Linked DNA regions of Homo sapiens: region 1 is linked to region 2. Evidence: chromatin loops called from intact Hi-C (ENCODE). Cell type or tissue: endothelial cell of umbilical vein. All regions are shown on one strand.

Region 1 (2,500 bases), 240 kb before region 2:
GTTTTTCCCAAATTTAATGCAATTCCAACAAAAATCTTAAAAATCTTAGAAGTTTTTAAAAACTTGGCAAAATGGTTCTAAAATGTAAAATTATCAATGTCCGAAACAGCAAAAATATTTTGAAAAACAGGGATAATAAAAAGTGACTTAACTAGACTGTTAAAATGCTTAACATAGCTGACTAGATAGAGAAATCAATAAATGAAAATAGTAAAACCAGAAATAGGTACATATACAGAAGTTTATAGTGTATAATCCTGTTGGTATTAAAATCCATTGAATAAATATGAATTATTTATTAAATGTCGAGCGTTAACTATCAGGAAAATGTAATGCTATTTGTATCTTTACAGTATACAACAAAGTTAATTCTAGATGAATTACACCACCAACTATAAACAATCATACCAAAAATTAATGAATATAATATGGGAATAAATATTTCCATTCAGGAATGTGGATTTGACTATATGACATATTAAAATCTTCTTTGTATTACAAAACGTAGTAAGTTAAAGAACACAATAATAAAATATTTAATGAACATATGAGGAACTACTGAAATTCCCAAGTAAATCTTGAATGCTTTCTTAGAAAAATGTTTAATGAACACAAAGTTAGTTTACAGAGAAGTACAATAATAATAATAATGGCCAAAATAACTAGAGGAATAATATTTTTATATAACTATAATAAAACTTTAATTTTTAAATAGCATTTTAAAAATTAATAAATTTAGTAAATATTTAAAATGCTAAGAATTCTGGAGGACATGGTGAGAACTCATGTACAGTCTACAGAATTGTAAGTTTGCATAATGCTTCTGGAAGGGACTTTATAAAGTTATGTTAGTGTAATGATATTTCCATCATTATAACTGGATATAACTATCCATATGTGATTATTTAAGAAAGTTGTAATATGTGTTTATCGTAGAATATTATGCAGCCATGAAAGATGTATTTTTAAAGATGCTAATAGCTGAATTAATTGCTGTGAATTAAATCTATTTGTATATTTTCAAGATTTTCTGTATTTGATTTATATTATATACAATTATGTTATTTTGTAAAAACCAAAGAGTCTGCCCCACCACTGGTGATTCAGTAACACAATATTTGCCACAAAAAGCAGCTTATAATTACTACTCAAGACAATGGATTCTTATTGTCTTAGAAATACAACTTACTGTAACTTTGGAGGGAAACAATAATGTAAAACTTGTAATTGCTATGTTTCCAGTCCAAGGTTTGAGCACAAGGTGTCTTTTATATAATTTCAGATTTGCTTGTTCTTATTATTAAGACTTATGAAAGTTTTTAAAGTAGAATATATATAAAATAAAGAAAAAATATAAAGAACATTCTTAAAAAGAGCCTATAAAGAACTACTCCGCGTGGTCAGAAGAGGGAGCTTTTAGATTGCAAAAAAAGTAAAATTTTAAGCACTCTATTATCAGAAGTAATATTATTTCAAGTCCTCATATTGAATACTAATAAAAAAGTAGCCATGGAAACATTCCTTTATAATAACTTAAAAAACTTTTTGTTTCATGAAATATTGAACTTACCTTTATTCTTCATTGAGAGCATGTAGAATCTCACTCTAACCACTGTCTTCTGACGCTTTGCACATTTGACCTTTGTAAGTGTGGCTGATAAACCAGAAGGCTGCTGACCAGTTTCCATCTCCTGCTTTCCCTTTTCATCTTTGCAGGTCGCAGAGATGGCTACTGAGATAAGGGACAGGAGAGTGGAGAGCAAGGTGGCAACAACTAACCAACAACAAAATTAAAGATTTATTACGTATTATTGAATAAAGGTACAGAGGCAAAGTTCTCTGACCAACATTGTCCATTAAAGATAATACTAGAAATATAAAAGTTGAAACTATCCATCTAATCTGAAGCCTTTTTCTATGTCAATATTCAGATTTTAAAAACTAGTATTTCAGTTCCTAGTGCCTTCGTAAGCGATTCATAAACCTGACCGTGTTTATAGGTACGGCAGAAAATGAAGACCCAGGAGTGAGTTCTGTTATTATAAAAATCATGGCAGTTAGAAGTGTAACCTAGAGTGCAGAATGCAACAATAAGGAGGATAATTCTTTTTTAATTGGCATGGATCACACACCAGTTCCACATTCAATTAGTGGCTTTACATCTTGAAACAGAAGTAGAAAATTTGAAGTGAGTTCATGTACTCATAAGTAACATTCTAATTTGGGAAACAAATTATGAGAAACTCTATAAATAGGGTTAATTTTTTTCTTAGGTTTGTAACTTTAAAGAAAGAATTTGAAATGGTTACTCACCATGTATAATGCACAGTCTATGAAGGTTGATCATATCCAGGGGTGGAACCAGATAATTTCCATCCTGCAAGTGAAAAAAGAAAATAAATTGTTGTTTTCAGTGAATGCTGCAAAACACAATGAAAGTGAGTAACCCTGGGAGTGTAAAAGTCCCCCATTCTTCTGTGTGAATCAGTGCTCATCTAAA
Region 2 (2,500 bases):
ATGCACCAGTTAGCGGGACTTTCTCCTCTGTCATCAAAAGTCTGTGCCCAGGCAGAAATGGGGCTGTCTGTGTAAGGCTCACTTGAGGCCCCAAGTCATTCACTAAAGAGGCAGTTAGGAATCAGAGAGAGCAGGAAACCTCCGGCAAGGCTGGTTCATTAGTGCCTCTGCTGATTAATCAAGACCTGGCTGCCACTTTGTTAAATGCCCGGAGGTGGAGTTGGAGGCAATCAGCCCTGTGGAAGCTGCTTGATTGCTTCTCGAAGTGGCAGTTTGCTTTTGGACACTGGACTTGTTCTTGTCAGATCTGAATTGTGACCTTCAGTAAGAACAATGACCCTGCCTCCAAGTGCGGAGTCTATGGGCATACTATATAAGAGTCTGTTATACAGCCAGTCACACGTGAAGAAATAGCCGCAAAATCCCTGAGTGCAATTATATTTTGGTTTCATAAATGCAGCCCAATTATTGCATTTGTCTTCCTTTTGTATTTAGCTTGAAACAGCCACTCCCACTAAATGTGCCAAATGCTTTATTTTTGTCTCCATTTTTAGAGAGTACATCAGGAAAATGAAGTGAGCTCCCCCTCCCTCCCACAGTAAACAACCACATAACTGTAATAAGAAGCTTTCTGAATAATTTATAATTTGCAAACAAAAGTTCATCTGATTATGCTGAAATGACAGACACTCTGCCTAACAGTGTGTATTATCAAAGAGAGCTTTTTTCTTTTTTCCATTTTGGTGACTGACTATTTACACAAATTGAAGAGAAATAGCTATGTACACTATTACCTTTAAATTATTTTTTAATCTACCTTTTAATCTTTCAAAACTATACAGGAACAATATAATTATTCTCTGCCAATCACTGACAATGGCACATTCAAAAGCATTTTCCTATGCGGATGAACAAAAAAGACATTCAAGATAATGTGCAATTCATTGCTTCTTTTTTCCTAGGAAATGGGTGTTTCCGGGTTTTATATCATCAGTGACTCATGACTATTTTACGCTCTGTTTTCCTTGTTACATGGACAGAAAACATTTAAGACATATGATTTGCTGTGCAGCCACACCACCCCTTCTTGTCTCCTCTTGTCTTGGTGTCAGATGTGAAAATGATGGAGCTCTTATTTGTTTTAAAGCAAAAGTCTTTGATTAAAACTGATGGTTTGGTTGGAGCCACTTTGGGAGCTAATCAGACAATATAGAGAACAGAAACATTAATACTCCTCTCAAATAATGCCGGGGTAAAAATTGTACAATTTGGAGGGAAGTATGAAGTTTGGCTCATAATTTTGGCATTGATGATGAACCCTTTAAGGGGCCCCTCACTTATGTTTAGGTGATGAAATCCCATACTGTGATTGTTCTGAAAGTACAAGTCATGTCTGCACTGTAAACAATAGCTCTCTTACATTTTCAGAAGACCGGTAATTTTTCTTGAGAGAGTTCATTTGTTTTCTCAAATTATCTAGAATAGCAATCTGTCTTCTCCATATTATTATTACTTAATTTCACTTCAGGTTGGTTTTGGTAAATTTCCCTGGAGTTTGCCAAAACTTGGATATTGGGTTAAATAGGTATGCATAGCGTGGATTCATGTCCAACATCTGCTTTTTCAGAACATTCTACTAAAAGCTGGCAGGAATTAAGAATGTTCAAAACTGTACAATATAACATCTCTATCTTCTAGAATTTGAGAATTCTTTTTAAACAACAGAAAATCACTTTCCATAGACCATAGATTCTAACAATCTGCAAAGAGGAAACCTCTTTCAACATACTCTACTGGGCATTTTCCCCCAGGGATAGAGGAGGCTGCAGTGGCAGGTGCACTGCTCTTCATCAGCTCAGAACCCAAGAAAGCTATGGGAAACCTACCAAAGAGAACTGCAGGGTTCATGGTCATCTGAAGCCAGGTTTTTAGAGACATCTGGCCAAGCCTTTAGAATCAAGCATGGATTTAGAAATCATCTGAGAATCCACTGATTCTCATTCTCCAATGGGAAGTTCATCCCAGTACCATATGGGGCCAGCTGAGAATTCTGTCACCACACCAGCACCAGCACCCATCTGTTCTTTCTTATCTGAAGTGGTTAGAAGACGGACATGGGCTAGCTGTGAGATCAGCACCACTCATTGGGATCAGATGTACAGGCGCCCATTATTCCATCATCAGGGACTTTCATTCTTGGCCTGGAACTATTTGGTATCAATATTAAGAAATTCCATTAGACCAACATTTCTCTGGATATATTTTCACTAATATTTTACTTGGAAAGCAGCCACTAGCTCTTTTTAGACTTTTTAACAGTTGTCAGATGATTAAACTTTTCATTCTATAATAACTTAGGGTGGATTTAAACCATGCCATATCTCCTAGTTTCTGAATCATCCCATCTCTCCCCTATTAGCAAATTTAATGGTTAGGAGTAGGCAGACAGCCCACCAAGGACTTCTCAAATAAGAATGTTTAGAAAGGAGACACCTCCACA

Evidence for each region. A loop is a pair of places that touch in the nucleus more often than their neighbours do. Peaks named below come from ENCODE experiments on the same cell type or tissue, not always from the same donor. Only the 100,000 strongest peaks of a DNase experiment are listed, where the experiment ranks them.
Region 1: a loop joins it to region 2, with 4 times the contacts of the local background. A loop is called at or near these places in 6 of 110 quality-filtered maps.

What each region holds. Positions count from the first base shown.
Region 1 is chr18:64,096,264-64,098,763 of GRCh38, forward strand. It overlaps LINC00305 (long intergenic non-protein coding RNA 305), which reads right to left. Exons shown (of 7, transcript NR_190189.1): 5 at 2,314-2,377; 6 at 1,571-1,732. Among named protein-coding and RNA genes, the nearest start is that of LINC01924, 6.6 kb to the right of the region's middle. In endothelial cell of umbilical vein, no CTCF peak of the experiment used is centred here; no DNase peak of the experiment used is centred here.
Region 2 is chr18:64,332,797-64,335,296 of GRCh38, forward strand. The region is part of intron 5 of LINC01924 (long intergenic non-protein coding RNA 1924); the gene reads left to right. Among named protein-coding and RNA genes, the nearest start is that of LINC01538, 74 kb to the left of the region's middle. In endothelial cell of umbilical vein, no CTCF peak of the experiment used is centred here; a DNase peak (open chromatin) is centred at 985; H3K27ac peaks cover 1,248 bases.